Regions from separate parts of the Homo sapiens genome. Here regions 1 and 2 are each linked to region 3. Evidence: chromatin loops called from intact Hi-C (ENCODE). Cell type or tissue: PC-9. All regions are shown on one strand.

The links. Hi-C counts contacts between places; a loop is a spot of excess contacts. Peaks named below come from ENCODE experiments on the same cell type or tissue, not always from the same donor. Only the 100,000 strongest peaks of a DNase experiment are listed, where the experiment ranks them.
Region 1: it touches region 3 in a loop (10-fold over the local background); 2 of 110 quality-filtered maps call a loop at or near these places.
Region 2: it touches region 3 in a loop (8-fold over the local background); 2 of 110 quality-filtered maps call a loop at or near these places.

Annotation. Positions count from the first base shown.
Region 1 is chr3:55,593,576-55,601,575 of GRCh38, reverse strand. The region is part of intron 17 of ERC2 (ELKS/RAB6-interacting/CAST family member 2); the gene reads left to right. Among named protein-coding and RNA genes, the nearest start is that of ERC2-AS1, 10 kb to the left of the region's middle. In PC-9, no CTCF peak of the experiment used is centred here; a DNase peak (open chromatin) is centred at 3,765; H3K4me3 peaks cover 3,125 bases; H3K27ac peaks cover 5,579 bases.
Region 2 is chr3:55,565,589-55,573,588 of GRCh38, reverse strand. All of the region lies in intron 17 of ERC2 (ELKS/RAB6-interacting/CAST family member 2), which reads left to right. Among named protein-coding and RNA genes, the nearest start is that of ERC2-AS1, 38 kb to the left of the region's middle. RefSeq lists enhancers at 1,315-1,942, 1,943-2,570. In PC-9, no CTCF peak of the experiment used is centred here; a DNase peak (open chromatin) is centred at 4,348; H3K27ac peaks cover 1,703 bases.
Region 3 is chr3:55,501,871-55,509,870 of GRCh38, reverse strand. It overlaps ERC2 (ELKS/RAB6-interacting/CAST family member 2), which reads left to right. Exons shown (of 18, transcript NM_015576.3): 18 at 1-1,560. It also overlaps a transcript of WNT5A not described here. Among named protein-coding and RNA genes, the nearest start is that of WNT5A-AS1, 18 kb to the right of the region's middle. In PC-9, CTCF peaks have their summits at 4,407 and 4,612 (motif pointing left); DNase peaks (open chromatin) are centred at 3,860 and 4,460; H3K27ac peaks cover 601 bases.

The sequences.
Region 1 (8,000 bases), 92 kb before region 3:
TTGTTTCCTGGACTCGTGGCATTTTACAGTGCCGAAGGACAGCTCGCTGGTTGTTTGCACACAACCAGTGTGAATGTGAAATGACAGGGAGCAGCTGAACTTCAGGGCAGTCTGAGTAGCTTTTTAAACAATTAACAAATTAATGAAGATAGTCATTTGGAGCACCTAGGTTTCTACTTGCTGAGAAAGGCCTGACCTGTTTCTGAGGAGGACTTTTTTGATTAAAATAAAAGGGCAATTTCTGTGGACATGAAGAATTTAAGCCTGGAGTCACATATGGAGCTTATAAGCCAGTTCTGCCTAGATGGCATTTTGTTTGGCTCAGAGTGTTCCAAAAACCGGAAAATATAATATACGATTCTGGCTTTCTGGGTTTTTGGAAAAAAACAGATGATCTGGTTATAGCGAGCTATATTCCCACGAGATTGCCCCAGCAATCTCCTTTGTCCAGCCAGCCCTCTCCAGTTTACTGGTCACCAATGTGGCCTTCCTCACATCTGCCTCACTTCCTTCGTTTGTGTTACCCCCAGCCCCCGTCCGCATGGTGTGCGAACCTGCTTTGGCACTGCAGAAGAGGGCCTGTGGCGAGCTTGCCATGGCCAGCAGCAGGTATTAATGATGCCCAGATTTGCCTCCCCAGCTCCTCATCCAGATGCCACATGGCAGGGCCAGTAGGAGCGACATCAGCAGCTCATCACCCAGGCTGCCAATAAGAACCACGTGGGTACTTGCCCAGGCACTGCATTAGGGATTCTGACTTAATGGCTCTAGGTGAGGCGCAGAGGCCGTGTCCACACAGACAACTTCCAAAGGCCTGCACTGAAGCTTGTGCAGAGCTCCCCTGCTCTCTGGGACAAGTGTTCTGCCCCCAACAGCACTCTTCTAGGCTTCTATTCCTCTTCCTGAATTGGTGTTGAGCATCACAAGCCACTGTCATATACTGGAATCAGTGAAGAGCACACATGTCAAAAGAGGCTTTTCAAAGGGGTATAATGCAAAAACCAGAAATAATGTCTTGATCTGAAAATCCAAATAAATCAACAAAAAATGGGACTTGAGTGGTGGGGAGAAGATGGCAGACGTGAATGTTTCCCCCATCTTCTGCACGATGACAGAGAGGTACTTCTATGGGTGGGTACTTCTTGAGGCCCATCTTGATGTGTGCTCTTAAAGACAGCCTGTTATTTTCTTTCCAGATCCTTATAGATTGTTTTTTCTTTACATCAACAAGTCAACAATTGTGCCAGATTATTTCTACTGCTTACCTCTTTTACATTTTTCTGGTAAGCCCTTTTAACCTGCCATATATGTGTTTCATTGCATTAATTTATTGCTCCCTTTCTTAGTTTTTGGTCTTTTTTTCTAGAGCATCTATTATCCTCAGGTTCTCACTATGTAATTCCCATATCTATCATGTTGTCCCTTACAGATTACATCTCTATATTCTGGGATAACTTCACAAGATTACAGCCTATTTTTCTGATGATATTTTCTAGAGCAGTGATTCAGCTCCTTGCTACTTCTAATGCTGGCTTTGATTCCATTACTGCATTTTTGCTGGGTGGTCAATTCCCTTCCATTTTCTGTCCTGTCTATAGTCTTCTGCCTCGGTGCCTCACATGAGCTTTTTCACTGATAGGAAACTGAGGCCCAGAGAGCGATATGATTTGTCAAAGGTTATGTTGTTAGTTCCTGGTGAAAATGAAAGTAGAACTTGGATCTTCTACCAGTCCAAGGCGTTATTCATCCACAAGACTCAATTTTAAAGATCAACCTTGAGGTGAAAATAAATAATTTGGTAGAAAAAATTGTCATTATCTTCAACCTGATCAAAATGTTACACATATTGAGCATGAATATTCCAACTGAGAATTTCTTACTATAGATGACTGTAGTCACTCTTCCTTTTCTATAGCATAGCACTATTGATTTAGTGCTGAAGTTTAAAAACTCCAGTTTAAAAGGAACAAGTTCTACATTTTCCATGACTTATCTCCTTATCTGTGGACTAAGGACCTTTGGGAGTCCTCAAATCTGCAAAAACACAAACACACACACATAATGAACCATGATCCAGAATAGAATGCCTCATAAATACATGTGTGATAATTTCTCTGGTGTGTGCATAGACACTATTATGAGTTCTAAAATTTAAAAACATTACTTAATTTAAATACATTAGCATTTCAGAACATTACTGAATTCCTAGTAGCTGTCGATCATCAGGTATCAAGTTGTCTTCTCTGTCTTCCTTTGCAGTCTCCATGCTTCATAGGATGTGTTGCAGGGGACGTGGAGGAGCAGAGTAGTGCTTACAGTCAGGAATCAGGCTCAGTCCATAGCAAGATGTGGCTGTAAGCAGGCAACGTGGCTTCCCAAGGTGTCAGGCTTCTTCTGGCACACAGGGGAGGTTATAGTTATTAGTCATTTATTCAACAGCCATTTATTTGAAGAGAAATAAAATTACACTTAGGTGGAGGAGTCTGCAAAAGTTTTTGATGTTTGAAGGGAGTCCTTGCCAAAATTGTACTGCTCCTGTCTTCCATGATAAATTTGAAGCCTACTTGTGCCCTTCTTCAAGTAGCTGCCAATCCAAGGGAAAATCTGTACTGCCTGATGGCTCTCACCAGTGGCTACAGTGTTGGGACAGATCTGGCAAGCAGATGTCTGTGGTGGAAACTTTCTATTCTAGCATAGCTCCTTCTGAGGAAGAAGGGTTAGGTCAAAGAAGAATGTTCCCCAGACAATCTGCCCCTTTGTTAATCAATGCTGTGATCTTGACTGCCCCTACAGCAGCCCCATCTTCCTGAAATCTTCGGTAAAAAGGCCATCCAACAAATACATCTGGCATTGGCCAGGATTTTTCTAGGTCCACTGTAACAGGGAGGAATGGATTTAATCAGATTCAAAGGAACATTAAGATTCATTCCATAACAGTGGTGCATCTCTGGAAGGGCTATGGAAGGCAGGTGATCAAAAACCAGTTTCTCGAGCAAAGCTTGCAAAGCAGTGCAAAAGAATCAAGTTGACTATGCAGGTGTCTGAAATGCTAGTGACATTTATCGAGCTCATTGGGACACATGTACTATGTTCAGTGCTTTAATGGAGTAATCTAATTAGTCTTCATAGCAGCCTGCATAGTCAGCACTAATGTTATGAGCATTTCATGGATGTGGAAACTTGAGAATTCAGCCATTAAGCAACTTGTCCAAGGTCACACAGTGATTCCTCCTTCTTTAACTATTGGGCTGATAATATGGCCACACAGCTGATTTTGAGTCAATGAACTATTATTTTCTTTGTTTCTTTAATTGGACAATGCAGTCCTTATGCAGACATGCAGTTATTATAAGAAATGATAATTTGAGTCAATTTTAATAGATTTGGCAAAAGCTAGTATCTATATAATAGTAACAGAAACACTGAATTTGCTGAAAAAGACATTTGCAAGTTGTCTTCTCTGTCCTTGCAGCCTCCACGCATAATAGGTTGTGTTGCAGGGGACATGGAGGCCATGTGGAGGAGCAGAGTAATGCTCGCAGTCAGAAATCAGGCTCTGTCGTTAGCAAGATGTGGCTGTAAGCAGGCGATGTGGCTTCCCAAGGTGTGGCTTCTTTTGGTGCATGGGGAAGGACATAGTTTAGTCATTTATTTACCGTCTATTATGTAAGTGGATATGATGACAAACTCACTAACTCTTACTGAGATTGTAACACAAGTAATCCTGATGTAATGTGATCTATTCTAGGGGCAAGGTCTATATCTCTATGAAGGGCTAGGGTCACTGTAGGGTGCCAAGTCAGGCTTTCATCAGCACATGTTCATTGATGCCTACTCTGTTCCAGGCTCCATTCCAGGAGCTAGATGTTGCAAATACATTATATTTCAAAGGGTGGGGCCAGGAAGGCAGTGAACTAGTAACAAATAGGATGACTTCAGAAACTAGTAAGTTGCATGAAGAAAAGTACAGTAGAGTTATTAAGGAGTCACTGGGAATGAGAAGAACTACCGGACTTAAGGTGACCCGAGAAGATTTTTCTGAGGAGGTAACACCAAGACAAGCCTCAGAAAATGAGGACTATTTTCTAGGCTGGGTGGAAACTGGGTGGATTGGCCTTGATGTGTAAGGTTCTAAAATCATTTTTTTTTTTTTTTTGAGTTGGAGTCTCACTCTGTCACCCAGGCTGGAGTGCAGTGGCGCGGTCTGGGCTCACTGCAAGCTCCACCTCCTGGGTTCATGCCGTTCTCCTGCCTCAGCCTCTCAAGTGGCTGGAACTATAGGCACCTGCCACCACACCCGGCTAATTTTTTGTATTTTTTGTAGAGATGGGGTTTCACCATGTTAGTCAGGATGGTCTCGATCTCCTGACCTCGTGATCCGCCCACCTCGGCCTCCCAAAGTGCTGGGATTACAGGCGTGAGCCACCGCGCCCGGCCAAATCATTCTTCTTTTAACACAGAAGTGCAGATATCAAGTACATAATAATGCTTCTTGTATTTTATTCAGATTTCTAAGTAACCAAGCACATGTTCAATTTTTTTATAAATATTTCATATGTACTTGAAGAGAATTCTCTCTTTGGGTGCATGTTCTTTGTATATTCTTTAGATGAAGCTTATAAGTTATCTAATAAATCTTCTAAATCTCTATTAATGTTTTAGCTGGTAACTGCTCAGTTTCTGAGAGATAAGCATTAAAATCCTCATAATCATTATGGATTCAGTCATTTTTTGTTTTCTCTCTATCTAGGATATACTTTTAATTGTATAAAATGTCATCATCTAATGTTATAGCTCCTGGTAGGTTGTTCTTATCTTTCATTAATAATCTTCTTCATCTGTACTAATGCTCTTGCCTTTACATTTCTGTTCCTGTGTGCAAGTGCATATTTCTTCCAACCTTTTATTTTTAGCCTTTGTGTGTCACTGGTCCATTTTCCATTTTAAAAGCAACATAAAACTAGATTTAATTTTTTTACTGACTTTATTTTATTTTCAGAGACAGGATCTTGCTCAATAACCCTGGCTGGAGTGCATGGCATAATCACAGCTCGCTGTAACCTTGAACTCCTGGGCTCAAGTGATCCTCTAACCTCAGCCTCCCAAGTTGCTGGGACCACAGGCATATGTCACCATGCCAAGCTAATTTTGTTTTCTGTAGAGATGGGGTCTCACTATGTTGCCCAGGCTGGTCTTGAACTCCTGGGCTCAAGCAATCCTCCTGCCTCTGCTTCCCAAAGTGCTGGGATTATAGATGTGAGCAATCACACCCAGCATCTCTGTCTTTTAATGGGTGAATTTAAGCTATTTGTATTTATTGTAACTAATCTATTTGGACCTACTCTTCTTATTTCGCATGTTCTCTTATTATGGTTCTTTTGTTCCCTTCTCCTTTTTTCCCCTCCTCTCCTTTAATGTCCTATTTGAATTGACTGTGCTTTCTTTATTTCTATTTTCCCCCTACTGGTTTGGGAGTTACATATTCTATTTCTCTGTTCTTAGTGGTTTTGATAGTATCTAAAGCACAATTTGGCAAGAACTCAGAAGCTTTTAATGGATCACCTTAGGTTAGTTTAAGGGCTTTCTCTAGTATCCTCACTCCCCAGTGGTTGGGTCTTTAATGGGGTGAGGTGTAAATGAAAGTGCAGAGCATGGTCACTATGATGATTGTATCTTGGAGTGTGGATTTCCAACTTTCATTTGCTAAGACCTACACTTTATTGCCTGAGGCTGCCTGGTAATTTATAAACTGCCATACTCTCATGGTTTATAGATAACATGGCGGCTTCCAAGCAAAGATCCACTTGGTTTCTTTAGTTGCCCTTCCCTTTGTCTGCATTTGAGCCCTTGTAAGTGATGATAAACATTAAATAGCTCCTGTAAAACTGTTGAATTGTCAGTTTTTAAACTGCATAAAACACTGACATTTTCATTAGATCCTGGCTCTGAGGAATGTCCGGCTTTCATCATAACAGATTTGTTTACTTCTGCAGAGAGCCTTAATGCGCTGCCTATGGGAGAAATCTTTCTGTCACCTGCTCTTAAATGGGAAAGTCTTTGTTCAGCCAAAGATTTTTGGAAAAGGATTTGTAAGAGGGATTTTACACCTCCCTCTCTCTCCCTGACCGTCTCCCAAAAGGGTAAGGGATGGGAATAGAATCTTTGAAGAGCTTTGGTACTGGACAGGAAAAATTTCAACCTAAAATAGTCCTGCAAAGTCCATTAGGAGACAGAATGCTGAGGAGAAGCTATTAAACCACTATTTAGTTTCAGTGTCTCCTGTTAAAGATAAGCAAGTCATATCAATGTCTTTTTTACCTCAATCTTTTGGTTGACATTTAAACAGATATCTTGATTTTGGATTAATAAACTCTCTTGTGTATATTAGTAGGGAACACATTTTAAACTGCTGGGTCCTTCTAAGCAAGTTAATGAACCTTTCTGAGTTTTGGTTTTCTCATCTATAAAACTGAAATTATAAACTGACTTTTCAGAGTTGATATGAACATGAAGAGAGAGAATATATATGAAGGGCTCAGCACAGAACCTGGTTCTTAGTAGGGGACCATTCAATGGCATTTGACAGTGATGATGAAGGTAGTGGTGGGAATTATGGTGGTGAAGATGAGGATGATTATGGTGGGGGGAGGGTAGTGGTAAGAGTGTTGATGGTGATGGTGATGAGGATAATGCTGGTGGTGGTGACAGTTGGGGTTTTGAAAAAGACTGAGAAAGGTTATCATGTAATCAAAGAACTCAAGAAGAAGCAGAGTTATCTGTAACTACCTGACTGGCCAGGCGCAGTGGCTCATGCCTGTAATCCTAGCACTTTAGGAGGCCAAGGTCAGTGGAACGCCTGAGGTAAGGAGTTTGAGACCAGCTCGGCCAAAATGGTAAAACCCCATCTCTACTAAAAATGCAAAAAATTAACCATGTGTGGTGGCACAATGCCTGTAGTCCCAGCTACTTGGGAGGCTGAGACAGGAGAATCACATGAACCCAGGGTGCGGAGGTTGCAGTGAGTCAAAATCGCGCCACTATACTCCATCCTGGGTGACAGATCAAGACTCCATCTCAAATAATAATAATAATAATAACAATAAAACTACCTGCTCTATAATCTCCCAGTTTCTATTTGGGCACTTTCAGCCACTAGGAGATTCTTTCTTAGCAAAATTCTGTTATAGGCAGCAAACCACAAAAGCCCAGTTCATTCAGGCAATTGTGTTTTCAGGCCTAGATTTGTCTTCTAAAAAGTTAAACAGTGTTATTCTGAGTCATGTAATCCTGTTGCCATCTATCTCCATCCTAAAGATACTTTAGGACACCGCACACTTTGATGTTCTTCTGTCTTTCCTTGAACATGTATCTGCCATCTCTTTACCAACTCTTCTTTCTGTAGTCATTTGCATATATAAGTAAGGAACTCAAAGAAGACAATACAGGAGGAAAAAAGGTGCCAACAGCAAGGGTGGGGAAAAATCTGAGTGTTGTGTCACAGAAGTAAAAGAGGGAGACAGTTCCAGGCACAGGAGGAAGGTCACTGCTTTGAGCATGAAAGTGAGGGTGAGGATGAAGAAGGCTGGGCAGGACCGTAACTTCTGGCACTGAAGGGTCAATGCTGGCATCTGACACAGTATCACTGTGATGGTAAAAGATGGAGAGTCGAGGAATACTTGAGAGAAGAAGGGGTGAAGGCCACAGACATGGAGGAATGAGAAAGAGGTGGCTCCAGAGTAGAAAGAGTTTTTAGACAGGGGAGAATGGGGCCTCTTTGTGGACCAAGAGGAGGGAGCCAGAAGAGGTTGAGTCTTCAGATACAAAAGCAAGAGGATTCAGATATTTGGCCCTGGAGGAAATGGGAGAAGTATAAGGAGGAATTCATTGGCCCATAAAAGTACCTGCCCCACCACCAAGTGGAAAAGTGGGGAGACAGGGATATTACTAGGGGAGGAAAGGTGTCATCAGTGAGGCACATGCTAAATGGACTTGACTTTCTC
Region 2 (8,000 bases), 64 kb before region 3:
GAGCGGCCCAGTGTGTCACCTACCTACCCCAGCCTTTCCTTGATCAGGGCCTGCCTCCAACTAGCTGTGACATTGCCTCTTGGTGCTGCTGCTGCAGACCCCACTATCCTGGCCCCCCTCGCATCTGTTGCTCTTCACATCATCACTCCAGATGGAGAGGCATGCAAAAAAAGAAAAGTGAATCTTAAAGTTCAACAATCAAATGGCTGGCTAACATTTATTGAGTGCTTGCTGTTGCCTGGCTTCATGCTAAATGCATCATCTCAGACAATTCTCAAATAACCCCGTAAAACAATTGCTATTATCCATACCCATTTTACTGATGAGGGAACTGAGGCACAGAGAAAACTAAATACTTTGCTAATAAACATTGGAGGTAAGATTTGGTCTGTTCCATACCAAAGCCCATTTCTTACCGACATCTTTCTGTGTTATGTCCTGTCATTCCATAACATACCAGAAATATTTACTTTGAGACAAGACTGTTGATGGGGAAGGAGGTGGTATAAGTGGAGAACACTTGGAAGGTGCCTGGTGTTTTGCGGTCAAACCTGTTCTCTTTTCTGAGGCCCAGAGAAGTTAAGCAACTTGTTCAAGGTCACACAGCCTCTATATAAAGGGGGTTTCAGAGGCCCTGGGGTTTCTGAGCTCCTGGAGGAAGACCTGCAGTACTTAGAAGTGTTGTTAGAAGTGTTGATTGCTGAATTAAAGTGATAGAGTAGAAAAAACCCCTTAGTGGGATCATCTGGGGGCAACTGCCTCACTGTAATGAGAGAGCAGCTGAGAACCCTAGAGGTCACCAGCTAAGGCTTTTAAACACTTAACAGAATTTGACTATTGGAGGGAGGCCCTCCAGGGTAAGGGAAAGCTAGATAGCAGGGGTTTACACCTGGCCCCACCCTTCACTATGTGACCTTAGGCAAGTCCCCCAGCCCCAGTCAGAATCTGTGTTCCCATCTGAAAATGGGGTTGCTGACAAGATTATTGTGAGACTTGGCTGTCAAGAATACAAAGTGCTCCATGTAGGAGCTTGTGTAAAATAACTGCTCAATAAATATTCGTTATTTTCTAGAAGATTCCAGATATCCCCTGAGGGTCCAAAAAATGGCCCCTGGTGTTATTTAAGCATAGAATTGCTTCAGCTCCTTCTTTTTGTTGCCTACATGGGTGCTCGTGGGAGATGATATTGAGGATTGAGGAAAGCACACCGCCAGGAAGGGTGTTCCCTCTGCCATCAAATTCTCACCCTTGGGTTCCTGTGCCTCTAGCTGGCCGGGCCACAAGCATTTCTCCAGCTGCTGGCCCAGGGACCGAGGTGAACAGAAGTGGGTGACAAAGCCTGCCTGTCTCCCAGGCCACTTTCTGGGCTGCTCCTGAAGTGCAGCCAGGATGGAACCATAAAAGGCGACGCTCCCTGGCCGCTGTCTTTGTTTTCCTCGCTAGCTGGAATGCCTCATGATGACAGGCAGCCAGGAAATGCCCCTTCACTGTCCCAACGCCACCTCCCTCAGGAACGCCGTCAGTCTTGCCTTCCTGGGCTGCACAGACCCTGCGGGTGGCAGGAAGAACTGCACTCCCTGGGTCTAGAGGGAACACCTGAATTTCGGCCCAGGTAGGTGGCCTGGTGTTCACATTATCTTGTAAGGAAGGACAAGGCTGAAGCAAGAGGGAACAGTATCCAGGAAGTTTTTGTGGACTTTTACATTTAAGGAAAGACTCATTCAGTACCCCCTGCAGGTATTAATTGAGCACCTACTGTGTGCTAGGCCCTGTGCTAGTGTCTTAGAATGTAGGTTTTATTTTTAATCAGGTCTGGTGAGGCCACTGAAAAGATGATTTGTTGCTCACAATTCCAAGAGGGGAAGGCACACCACATCATGCAGGACCACTCAGGAAACACTTCTGAACACTCCACAGAATTTGACTATTCTGTTTGGTCAGAAAGCAGAGGGAGCCAGGGGAAAACGTGGGCAAGAGCCTTTGTTGTGGCTTTTGTGGGAAAGGCGAGCAAGGCAGGGTGAGCAGGTTTAGAACTGACTAGCTTGAATAATTTCAGTGGACTCTGGGGTGTAGTTGTTGTCCTCACTGTCTGGTGCTTGGTCCCAGGGTGATTGGGGCAGGGAAATAATGGTCTGGAGTGTGAGACCCCTAGAAGAGCCCCAGAAGGGAGGAAGTGGTTGGGGTCGGGGCTTTGGATTGATTGGTTTGCATATAAAAGGTGAGCTCCAAGTCAAAATTGTTTACTATCTCTAGGAGTTAGCTAGCCCTAGGAGAGGCAGTGTCCTTCAGGTCCCTAAGGCCCCAGATGTCACAGCATCAGAATAAAAAGCCACACTTGCTACAGCTAGGCTGTCAGGAGCACAGTTGTGCACAAAACAGACCCGATTCTTGTCATCATAGAGTTTTCTAACCAGTAGGGAAGAAGACATTGAATTACTTTTTTTTTTTTTTTTTTTTTTTTTTTGACGGAGTCTCGCTCTGTTGCCAGGCTGGAGTGCAGTGGCACAATCTCGGCTTACTGCAACCTCTACCTCCTGGGTTCAAACAATTCTCCTGCTTCAGCCTTCTGAGTAGCTGGTATTACAGGGGCACGCCAAACCATGCCCAGCTAATTTTTATCTTTTTAGTAGAGACAGGGTTTCCCCATGTTGGCCAGGATGGTCTCGATCTCTTGACCTCGTGATCCGCCCGCCTCAGCCTCCCAAAGTGCTGGGATTACAGGCGTGAGCCACTGCGCCCGGCCCACTTCTCATTATTAATGCTGGTCAAAATGGACTAAACTAAAATGAAAAATTGGAGCCTGTCAAAAGCAAGGAAAACAAAGCAAAACAAAACAAGACTTGTGTAAGGGCAGAGGCCAGAAGTTGGGGAAGGAAAGGGAAGCTCCAAGGTTTTGTAATTTTCCTTGACCACCCTAATCACATCCCAGTCTAGGTGGTTTATCTGACCACAGACCATCTGTTCTTCCCCGGGCATGCCAGTGGTGAGTTAGAGAATATCGTCAGAACCCTTTGAACTCCTGGGAGAGATGTCCTGCAGAACAGCCCCATGCATCATCCGGCTGCAGCTCCCCCTGGCCCTCCCTCTGCACTCACCTCATCCCAGACCATTTGGAACCAACCTGGAAATCATTATCTCGTCAGGTTACTTTGTCACATCAGCAAGAGGAAAACTCCAACCATGGAGATAAGATGTGGACTTCGCCTCTCTTCTGGCCGAACTTCCTACCGTGACCATGCTGTGATTGGGGGCCTTTCCAGCGTTCAGCACAGCCTCTCGTGCTGCCCTACCCTGCCTATGACTGAGCTGGGACCAGAAGTACCAGGACAAGAACCAATTTTGGAGCATGAAATTGAGACGGGTGGGAGATTTAAAGCCCCATTGGCTCCTGGGAGAAATGGAGAGACTCAATGAATATAAGAAATGGGGGGTCGGGCATGATGACTCAAACCTGTAATCCCAACACTTTGGGAGGCGGAGGCAGGCAGATCACTTGAGATCAAAAGTTCAAGACCAGCCTGGCCAACATGATAAAATCCCGTCTCTACTAAAAATACAAAAAGCTAGCCAGGCATGGTGGTACACACCTGTAATCTCAGTTACTTGGGAGGCTGAGGCAGGAGAAATCGCTTGAACCCGGGAGGTGGAGGTTGCAGTGAACTGAGATTGCACCACTGCACTCCAGCCTGAGTAATAAACTCTGTCTCAAAAAAAAAAAAAAAAAAAATAGAAATGAAGTCATCTCCAAAATAGAAATTTATTGACTGTGTTTCTTTCTATCCCCAAACTTTGGACACCACGAAATGATCATCAAACCCAATTAATTATATGTCATGTAATTTTTTAAAAAGATGAGTAGTGAAATGTTTTTAAATTCTTGACTTAATTGAAATCAGTGTTGATGTGACTTGCCAAAGTTTAAAAAAATGTGTGTGACAGGCTGAACATTTTAGCTTAAGAGGAGTTTCAGGCACATCAAATGCAAAAACACTGAAAACGATTCGTCTAATTTAATTGTCAAGTTGTGCCAAAAATGCTAACATGATATCTTTGAAGAGTAATTGGTACAAAGAATATCCTCAAAGAGAAATATTTCCACACGTCTGGCTCTTATCTTGCCCTCGTTAAATTTTTTTCCTCCCCATTGGCAGAGCAGCGCATGCCTCTTCCCTGCCCCTTCGGCATAGGGACCCAACTGGTTCTGCAGATTTTTCAGCCACTGAACTTAAACATGCCATCGGAATGGAAGGAGTGCAGATTCCTTCTTCAGATTTAGCCCAAGATAATCTTGGAGGAGTTTTTTTTAATCCTTTCTTGCCGCCAAATGCGGTCTTCATGTGTATTTGTTTAATCAGATAGGTTGGGAAGCTGTTGTGTGCTAGGCTTCTTATAGATAAGCATTCTTTCTCCCTGAGGGTGATGACTTCTAGAGTTTTGGTGCTATTTCCTTGAAGTGGGTTCAAAGGTAATGTGCAGCCCCTCCCCCTCAACCACATTACCTGGAAGTTCCTTGTATAGGCCCAAGGGAATGCTTCCGTGAGAATGTCATATTTGAGTGAAGGCCTGAAGAAGGTGAGGGAGCGAGTTTTGGTGATATCTAGGGGCGGGGCTTTCCTGGCAGTGAGAAGAGCACATGCAAAGCCCCTGAGGTGAGACTGTGCCTAGCACGTGTTCATGACACGTGACATGAGTGGAGCGAGGATAGGTAGAGCAGTCAGGGACGTGTCAGAGGGGGAGCAGGTCAGACTGTGTAGGGTCTCATGGGTCACAGTGAAGGCTTTTGCTTTCACTGTGAACGAGGAGGGAAGTCACCAGAAGATGGTGGCAGATGTTGGTCCTGAGCTGGCTTCATCTGAATGGGATTTCTCTGGCTATTTCTCTCTGTGAGAATAAACAGGATGGGGGCAAAGGCAGGAAGGCTATTGAAGTAATACAGAAAACAGACGTTTGATGGTTTGGACCAAGGTGATGGCAGTGGAGATGGAGGGAAGCAGTTGGATTTTGGATGGGTTTTCAAGTGAAAGGTAATAGTATTTGCTGAAATATTGGATGTGGAACATGAAGGAAAGAGGAGCCAAAGATGGCTCCAGAGTTTTGGGCTGAGCAGCCAGAAGAGTGAGGCTGCCGCCATCCAGAATGGGGAAGATTACAGGAGAAGCCAAATGATGATGTTCCGGAGCTCAGGTTTGGACATATTAATTTTGAGATGCCTGCTAACTATTGCTTGCTGGATGACTCCTCTTCTACCTCCTCATCACTCTGAGCTTAGACCACATGGGTCCCCGGCCAAGTTGAACCAGGGCAATGATTTAACTAGCACTGATCCAACCCGTGGGCTCCTCGTGCCCACATACCACTCATCACAATTCAGAGGGCAACCTCCTGGGAGACACTGAGAGAACATGAGATTTCTGTCTCAATAAGAGTTTGCCATTATGAAATGTACTTGGCTAGTGAGGCCTATACACTTGTAATGAGCAGAATATAGATTCAACTGAGCTATAAAATAAAATAATAACTATTTTAATATACAGCATCTCCCTGCCAAGGCAGCTGAAGAGAAGCCTATGAGCAATAAAATTAGTCCAGAGAAAGAAATGAAAAACCACTGAAAACAGCCACCTTCTAAAAGGAAACAGATTAGAAGGGCCCAAAGAGGGAAGCCATCACCAGGAGTGAAACTCACCAGATAGTGATAAAACAGTTATGAGAGAAAAGGCCGGAAGGAAATTTTCCAGGCTGCTGTCTGTTACTTCACTAATCACCGTGGTGACCTCATCCCTCCCCCTGGCTTCATGGGTGATGACTCTAAAGCCCTGATCAGGGCCCCGGATCCTGCTTCCATTGGCCACTGGGAAATCTCCTTCTCAGTGCCTTCTCACCCTCACTCCAGATGCAGTCCTCCTCCTGAAAAACCTTGGCATCATCCTCACCTCTCCCTCCTCTCTCACCTCCTGTCAGCCTCACCACTGTCCCTTTCTTACCATCTCACCATTCACCACCCACTCCAGGCCACCATCACCTCCCAGCTGAGTCCTGCTTCCACCGTAGTCTCTATACGCTCAGAAGGACCAGTTTTTGAAATGAAAATCAGATCAAGCTCTCCCTAAAAACCCTCCAGTGGAATCTCATTTTATTTGGATGCAATCCAAATGACTTATGAGGACTTCCATGTCCCATAAGGTACCTACCCACCTTTCCAACCTTGCCTTATTTCACTCTTCCCTTTGTTTAACTGGCCTCCTGTCTCTTTCCCAACATTCTGGCCTCAGGGCCTTTGCGCAGGTCTATTGCTCTGCCTGGAGTGCTTACCTCCAGATTGTCACATGGTGGTTCAAGCAGTTTCTCCAACTCACAACTCTCCTCACCACTCCATCATTGATTGCTTGCCATCACATAACCCTGGCTAGTTGCTTTCATGGCAATAAACCATAGGGAAGGATCTTGTTTGCATATTTGTATATTGCCTGCCCTCCCCTCCATATGCAAGTACTATGAGAATATGGTCTTCTCTTATTTCGCTCTGGATTTCCAGCACTTGGAATATGGTCTGATATATATATATATACATTTTGAAAATTAATTATCGGTCAGGCACAGTGGCTTATGCCTGTAATCCCAACACTTTGGGAGGCCAAGGCAGGCAGATCACTTGATGTCAGGAGTTCCAGACTAGCCTGGCCAGCATGGTGAAACCTTGTCTCTACTAAAAATACAAAACAATTAGCTGGGCATGGTGACATACACCTGTAATCCTAACTGCTCAGGAGGCTAAGGTGAGAGGATTGCTTAAACCCAGGAGGCAGAGGTTTCAGTGAGCCAAGATTGCACCACTGCACTCCAGCCTGGGTAATAGAACAACAATCTGTTGCACGGTGGCTCATGCCTGTAATCCCAGCACTTTGGGAGGCTGAGGCGAGTGGATCACTTGAGGTCAGGAATTTAACCTGGCCAACATGGTGAAACCTTGTTTCTACAAAAATACAAAACTTAAACAGGGGTGGTGGCACAGACCTGTAATCTCAGCTACTCAGAAGGCTGAGATAGGAGAATCCCTTAAACCCAGGAGGTGGAGGTAGCAGTGAGTGGAGATTGTACCATTGCACTCCAACCTGTTCAACCTGGGCAACAGAGCGAGACTCCATCATAAATAAATAAATAAATAAATAAATAAATAAATAGAATTACCAGCATAGTAACAGCAAGCATTCATTGAATAATTACTTTGCACCAGGCCTGATACATGCAGGCTATTTGCCTACTTTGTTCCTTGCGCATCAAATAGTACCTGGCACTTAGTACGTGTGTAAAAACATTTTTCATGGTGAATGAATGAATGGATTTAATTCTTCATGTACCTATACAATCGCAGATAGGACATTATGGGTTTGCTCAAAGTCCCACAATTGGTAAGTGGTGAAACCAGGATTTGAACTCACACTGTTAGGACCAAGTAGATGCTCTTGATATACCATAGGAAGTTCAATGAATGGAGTCCATCATAGAGTGAAAGTCAAGCTACTCCATCCAGAGCCAGAATACTCAGTGGCTAAGACATTTCCCCCCAAGCTAAGAGACCACTCTGCCTCCTTGCTGGGTGCAACAATTTCATTTGAGATATAAGGAAGAAGAAATTTGGAATTTGAGAGAAGTGTAGTTTTGGATTTGAAACTTAGCAGCAAAAGACTTTTGACTCGCCCTGCTTTCAGTTGCTATTGAATGTGCCTGTGCAGACAGAGTATTTACATCCATCTCAGGGCAGCCTGCAGTTCAGAGTCTGAAATCAAATGATTATTTCTGAAAGTATTTTATTTTAAAAGCCTTTGAGTGACAAATGATTTAGCAAGTTTTCAACACGATGTTTCATGTGGTTTTGGTTGCCAAAGAGTGACTTACGGCCAAGCCTGGGCACTCTAACCCAAGTGAGCCTACATGGATCTAGGCCATCACATTTTTTTTATGATGTTTAATAAAGTTTAGCACTTTTTTTTTTTCTGAGT
Region 3 (8,000 bases):
GTGAATTTAAGCATGAGTGGCCTTAATAAATATAGTTGTCTTTCTTTGCTGCTGTGGAAAGGATTCTAAACAGATGTCCCTGAAGTCTTGCATTGAATTTAGTCATTATTATTACTTTTTAAAATGTTGGTGCAATTAACTCTGGACCTCTCTTGTGAGCCATAGAGATATTTAAAAGACAAACACCTTATTTGTCGGGGAAGATGAAACCGTCCCTGAGTTGCACCATTCTTTCTTGGTGCATTCGCGGTTAAGATACTCAAGCAGGTTTCTTGCTTCTGGCTTTGTTCTTGTCATCAGTAAGTATAACAAACTATGTAATGCTTATGTGTTGCATAAACAATCCAAATGCATTCATGTTTTAAAAGTTTGTCCTTTAACTATCAGAGGGATCTAGGTCTTGGTTAGAGAAGTAAGCAGAGTTCTTTGCAAGCTTATTTAGCACATTTTGACACAATGTTGCACTGAAAACCCAGGCCACAAATGTGTCCCAGTGAACAGTTTGGATGTCCTCAAAGAAGTGGTTCTCACTGCCTCCTACAACCAGGTCTTGACCTGAACTCTGCAACTGAATACTTGAAGTAGGAAGTAGGAAATCCAGTAGGGAAAATAGGGTCCTTGAAACAGAAAAAAAAAACCAACCCATGTATAGCTAGCTATTTCTATGTATGTGCCAATTTTGTCACAGCTCTTGTTTGGAGGGATCATTTTCTGCCCAACTTTCATTGGTTAAAATATTACTGATCTTACCTTTATGAGGTCGTATAATTTAGTCCCTTAAAAATTAAATTCTCTCTAACATAACAACCTTTCCCATTTCGTGTAATATTCTCTGATGTTTGGGGGTTACCAAAAATATCCCTTTTTCACATATTAAGAATAGTCTCTGGGTTTACAACAAACACTGTGATGTTGGGAAGCTATTTCCTTTGCGCAAACTTTAACAGGTTTTCTTCTAATCATAACATAGTTGAAAAAAGAAGTTTGGGCTAACATTTAGGAGAAGTTGGTCTTACTTTGTGCAAAAGCAGGCTTGTGCTTTATACCCCATTTGATTTCGATGTACAGTCTCAATTTTGTATTTAATGATTTTTGTGTATCCAGTATGCACGTTAACAGCGTGTCAACTTTCATTTGAAAGTGGGTTTCAATTTACTTTTTAAACAGTGTTTATGACGAGACCTCAGATGTGTTGACGTAAGCTCTATCTGCAATGTTTTTGTGTAGAGTGGCGATTGAATGCTGCCCAGGGTCAGTGTATCTAATTCCCCGAGACCCTCGTTTGATAGTGCTTCTTGTAATATTTCTTCAAGTGAGTGGCATGTGGGTTGTGATATTGACCATGTGATTATGGACATCGATATGAAAAATAAATAAATAAAACTAAGGAACCCTGGAAACTACCAGTGGGCATGTATTAGCCAGTCATTGTAACCTCGTGTCTAGTAGAACAATGTACAAGGTATGTACAGTTCATAAATTTGTTGTCATGTGTATGAGAAGTACTTTGTGCTGATCGCCTTATTTATATTCATCAAATAAACCTTGTTTCTTTCTGAAGTGAGTTCATTCTATCTCTAATAAATGCTCCAATTGTGCAGTTTCTAACATTTTGAGGGTCATGGATCCCCATTTGAAGAACCCTATGGACTTAAGTAAAAAGGGAAGTCATTGGCTCATTTAACTGGAAAGGCAAAGACGTAAGTCTTCCTTTATGTACAACTGGATCTAGAGGTTCAAATTAGAAAATCAGAAGTTCACATTAGGAAATTTAAGTTACTGTCATTGTCTCCCTTCTTCCTTTCTTCTTTCCTTTCTCTTTTTACCTTTCTCTTTCTCACTCTCTCAATCTCTTCCTCTGTCTCTCCTGATCCCTCCCTCTCTTCCTCCTTCTCATCTTTTGTCTCTTCCCTTTTTCTTTCTCCCTTTTCTTGTCTCTCCCTCCCTCTCCCCTTCTTCTCCCTTTCCCCTCCTTCTTCTCTCCCTGTTTCCCTCTGCACTTTCTATTGGGTTGGCTTTGGACTCTGGTAAGCTCTCTCCACTTGGTTGTAAAGATGACTTCCAACAGCTTTGAGTACTTTTGATTTTTAGAGGAGAGACTAACTCTCTGAGCTACATCTACATCTGTCCCCTAAAGGGACACTTGGTGATTCTTTTTTGGATCATGCAAACAATTACCTTTTTCAAGGCCATGTGGTTGACAGCCTCACTGGTGGGGGTGGGGGGAGCAGTTTCCAACAAGGGAAAATGGATTCTATTCTAGAAGAGAGGGACAAGAAAGCTAGGCAGGCAAAAATACTAGCTAGCCCTGCCACCACTTGGATACACACACAATCGTCCATGCAAGGGCTCACCAGCCTTCACAGCGTGTCTGTGGATCAGTGAAGAACCTCATTGCTAGCTGTCCTTTTTTAGCCTGCAGAACCAGCCCCTGGTTCCTTTAATGGTTTGATTTATATGCCAGGGGATGAATTTCCAATTCTTACCATGGCTGAAATCACTGAGTAATTGATTGTCAGAGCTAGAAAGTATGTTAGATGTCATGTAATCCAACATCTTCATTTTACCAGATGGAGAAACTGAGGCCAAGTCAGAAGTGACTGATCCACACATACATGGTAAGTTCATGGCAAACCAAGACTGTCCTCAGAGCTCTTGAAACAGGAAGATGTGTCCCTGAAGCTCTTTGAGAAGGAGAGGAAGGAACAAAACCTCCCTCCAGCTGCCCCTTAACAACATGGGGGAAATATCATTTTGTTTCTGTACTCAAAGAAACATTTCTGGGCTCAAAGCCACCACATGTGACCTTCCCTCAAAGTTGGGTACTTTTGGGGGGACGTGCAAAGTTGTTGGCCCTTTCCATTCTGTTGCCTTTTTATAGAAAGAGAACTTCTTGCTGGACAAGAATTTCTTGCCTCCTAGAATTTCCTGAAGCAGCAGCTGGCATTCAGGCCTGGCTACGTAAACCCATCTGGCCACATGGAACCTTTGCTTCTTTACCCACAAGTTGGTCTTTTTGGTAAGAAGGGTACCAGGCTGACACACTGCTGGACTCCAACTGCAGGTTCATCTGTACCTTTAGCTCCATGGAAGCACATAGACTTAAGTTTGGTACTCTGGAGGTTTGACTGCATCTGATATCTGTGGACTGCCATTACAAAAGATTGGAGAGACATCCTAATTCATAGAATTACTGATCTGTAATAATAATCATACTACTAATAAATAACTGAACATTATTGAGCATTCGCTAAGAACCTGGCCACAATGCTAAGGACTTAGGTGGATAGACTCTGTTTATTCCTGACAACAGTCCCACGAGGTAGATACTGTCATGACCCACATTTTACAGTGAAGGAAATGGAGCACCACAGAGATGACCAGAAGCAGCATGCAATTCCAGATTGTATATTTGATGCCAGTGTTGTGCTAAAGGCTTTGCTTACATGAACTCTTATCCTCATAGGAATCCCTTGAGGCAGGCACTATCATTGACCTCACTTTACAGACAAGGAAAAGAAGGCCTACAGAGTTTACGTACCTCATCCAGGGTCCCCCAGATAGTAAGTGGTGGAGCCAGGCTTTGAACCCAGTGCCCAGCAGGCTCTTCTGCTTAGGGCAGGTATTGAGGTATCTCACAGGTCAGACCAGTGAGACATTAGGGGCTGAGGTTCAGATCCCACTTAGTGTTTCTGGGATGCATTTGGTCTCTAACGTGGCCACATGGCACACAGGGCCTGAAGAGGCTGGTGGCTTCATCACTGACTTCCATAGTTAACCAATAGTACAAGAGAATGGACTACCACACAGAAAGGCTGTGGCTCCCACGGGAAATCAAGACACAAGGAAAAGGAGAGCCTAGATAAAGCTCAGTGCACTGTATTTAACCTTGCTACCCTCGGGCCTCTTGGATTTCTTCCAAGCCCTCAGTCTCTGGGCACCAGCCCAGCTCACCTCACAGGCATCCCTGAACATCCTTGGGGTTGCAGATGGAGCACCGAGTGACAGAGGACTGAACAGATCCCCCCCAACCCTGAGGTGGGAGAGGGCCTTGGGTACCATGCTAAGGGGTGTGTGTTCAGGTGACAATAGCATCAGATTGGTAATCAATATACCTCAACTAAAATCTCAGTTGTCTAACCATTTTGCGACACCTGTGCTTGGGAAAAGCATACAGTCACGTAACTGCATGTGACCTCTGTTTTTGAATATAATCAGTGGGAACAACATAGCTCCCAACTACCTGATATGGGATGTGAGTGGACAGAACAAGGCAATTCATGAGAAAACACATTTTAATAGCAAAACTCTTCCACAACTCTAACAAAGTCCTAGAGCCGCTTGTTTTCATTTTTAGAATGTACATTCAGAGAAGGAAGTCTTCCTCCTTCCTTGCATAGGTATAAGATACTCAGGTGATAGTGGTTTGGCTATGTTCCCACCCAAATGTCATCTTGAACCGTAGTTCCCATAATCCCCACATGTCGCGGGAGGGATCTGGTGGAAGGTGACCGGATCAGTGGGGCGGTTTCCCCCATGCTGTTCTCATGATAGTGAGTTCTCACGAGATCTGATGATTTTATAAGCCTCTGGCATTTCCCCTGCTTGCACTTCTCCCTGCTGCCACCTTGTGAAGAAAGTGCCTTGCTTCCCCTTTGCCTACCACCATGATAGTAAGTTTCCTGAGGCCTCCTGAGCCATGCTGAACTGTGAGTCAATTAAACCTCTTTCCTTTATAAATTACCCAGTCTTGGGCAGTTCTTTATAGCAGCATTAGAATGAACTAATATGTCGGGTGAATAAATCAAGCACCAGATTTGAGAATAAAAGCTCTTCAGAAGGAACCATTGCTTCCTGCTGCTACAGGAACAAATCTTACAGCCTACTGGGTGAAAGCAGATGTACAAAAGAGGACATACTGTGTGATTCTATCTATATAAAGCTCAGAAAAAGACAAAATTAATATATAGGGTTAGGAGTTGGGATTCTTGACCTGGAAATTTATTACATGATCATGTTCAGTTTGTGAAAATTCATCAAGTGATATACTTACAATTTGTGTACTTTTCTACCTCTCTGTTTTATCTTATTTGAAAGGTTTAGCCTAGGCCGGGCACAGTGGCTTACGCCTGTAATCCCAGCAATTTGGGAGGCCGAGGTGGGCAGATCACCTGAGGTTGGGAGTTTGAGACCAGCCTGACCAACATGGAGAAACCCCGTCTCTACTAAAAATACAAAATGAGCCGGGTATGGTGGTGCATGCCTGTAATCTCAGCTACTCGGGAGGGTGAGGCAGGAGAATCGCTTGAACCCGGGAGGGCAGAGGTTGCGGTGAGCCGATATCGCGCCATTGAGCTCCAGCTTGGGCAACAATTTTTTTTCTCAAAAAAAAAAAAAAAGGGGTTTACCCTAAAAAATTTTAATGCCATCAAGCATTAATCCAGTTTCACATCACAGGGGTTGGAAAACTAAGGCCTATGGAATAAATGTAGGCTTCAGGGTTTCTTCTGTTTGTTTGTTTTTGTTTTTTGGGGGCAGGCACTATGTCTTAAAAATTTCTTTCTTTTCTTTCTTTCTTTTTTTATTTTATTTTTATTTTTTTGAGACAGAGTCTCACCCTGTCGCTCAGGCTGGAGTGCAGTGGCATGATCTTGGCTTGCTGCAACCTCCGCCTCCCAGGCTCAAGCAATCCTGCCTCAGCCACCCGAGTAGCTGAGATTACAGGCCTGTGCCACCATGTCTGGCTAATTTTTGTATTTTTAGTGGAGACAGGGTTTCTCCATATTGGCCAGGCTTGTCTTGAACTCCTGACCTCAAGTGATCCACCTGTCTTGGCCTCCCAAAGTTCTGAAATTACAGGTGTGAGCCACCGTGCCCCAAAATTTATTCTCTAACTCCTGTTTTTTGTTCGTTTGTTTGTTTGGGACAGAGTCTTGCTCTGTTGCTGCAGCTGGAGTGCAGTAGTGCAATCATAGCTCACTGCAGCCTCCAACGCCTGGGCTCAAGCAATCCTCCTGTGTCAGCCTTCTGGGTAGCTGGGACTATTGGTACGCACTACCATGCCCAGCTAATTTTTTTATTTTATGGAGTTGAGGTCTCACTATATTGCCCAAGCCAGTCTTGAACTCCTGGCCTCAAGCTATCCTCCTATCTCAGCCTCCCAAAGTGCTGGGATTATAGGCATGAGCCACTGCACCTGGCTAAAATTTTTTGATGGTGCAGTAGTGGTAGGCTTGGAGCCCTGCAAGCCTGTGGAAGTGTTGGGTATACTTGCCATTTCTCTTGTCCTCACTTCACTCTAAAATGTTACACCTGGCCAACTTCACCCTTGTGTGTAACCTGCCTGACCCCTGAGTGCATCTGGGTTTATAGTCTCTTAAAATCCTGACTCCACAGCATGCCAAATAAGTAATCCTTGGCCAGTTATTCAGTCTCTCTGTGTTTGTTTCCTCATCCTAAAATTGTAATACAACTCCAGAAGGTTTGGGTTTTTGTTTTTTAACAAGGATCAAATGGTCATTTAACACAATGCCAACCACATAATAGATCCTGAACAAATGGAAATGATAGGTATTATTACCAGTAATAAAATCACAAATAATAAAAATGTTCAATCAAGTAAGATTGCTGACTCCCAGCCATTCTCTCACAAGAACCACTGCTGAGCTGGTCCTTGCTCAGATCCCATTTGCCACGTCAGGGTTTTCCTTGACCACGTTTAATAACCAGTTTCCAGATCTGGATATTGGGGGCTGTAAATTTCCCTGGTTACTGTTGCCAATGACAGGGAAGGAAAGACTTGTATAATTACCACTTGTACTTCCACAAGACACATGAACTCAAGTTGAGAGCAAGAGTTTTGGACAATAAAACACCAGGTTTTAAAAATTCAGGAAAGACCTGCCCAACTTGTGTGATAAGAAATGTGGGCCTGGTTAGAAAAACAGAAAAAGGCCTAATGCCAGTATGGCATAAGCACCATAAGCCTTCAGTTTGAATAGGACCATTTCCTCTTTCCCACACAAATGCTACATATTCACACATCTATAAGAATTTAAGGCTTTAGGATTAGCCATGGGTTGATTAGGTCTCAGTACCTTTGCCTATGTCCAAAATCCGTAGCCGTGGTTTTCAATGTTTCTTTTGTAATACAAAATGCCTGTCTTAGTTGATTTTACAGCATGATTCTTTGCCATGCTGTTCAACATTCTTCAAACATAGTAGCTTAATGGGTTCTATGAAAATATCCCATGTCTGAAACCTACTAGGACTTTTGGAAATATCAAGACATTATAACTCCATTTGGAAATGCTTAAGATAGTTCTTTGCAAGGTGTCAGATTTGGGTCCCAAACTCTAGTTGATGTTCTGGTTTCTGAACATTATGTTTTTAGCTTGAGAGAAACAAGGTGGAACTAAGTTGCAGGGAAGGAATTGTCTTGACTTTTGATTCCACAAAAAGTGTTTGATTTTTGAAAAAAAGAAAGAAAATGGATAAGCTTTAAAATTGTTTCCCCACAATGTCTGTGCATTAGCAAGCTAGCATTCCTGCAGTAGGCATGGGTCACAGTTGGTGTTTTCTGAAAGGAGCTGACCCCATCAGCACAAGACCAAAGGGGTCGAAAAAAGATTGAACAGATTGAGCAGTGATAGGAGACAGAATTGGAATTTCTTAAGGTGACCAGTCCCAAATCTCCTGTACTTCCAGAAATTATGAAGTCATGGGAGAAGAATTTCTCCAAGAGTCTGATTTGGCTGCTCAAAGAAACTGAAATCCAACAAATCCAGAAGTGGCCACTGAATTCTTAAAGAACAAGCTCATAGCATGACGTGTGGCTAGTTGTAAAGGGGTTGTTGCCCTCCCACCAATCTAACTAAATGGGGCCTTATTTTCCTTTTGATAATAACGATTTCACCAAAACCTCACCTTGCCCCAAACCAGTCAAAATTGATAACAGAGTAATTTATTTTAAATCACCAAAGACTCAGGTGGACAGAAAG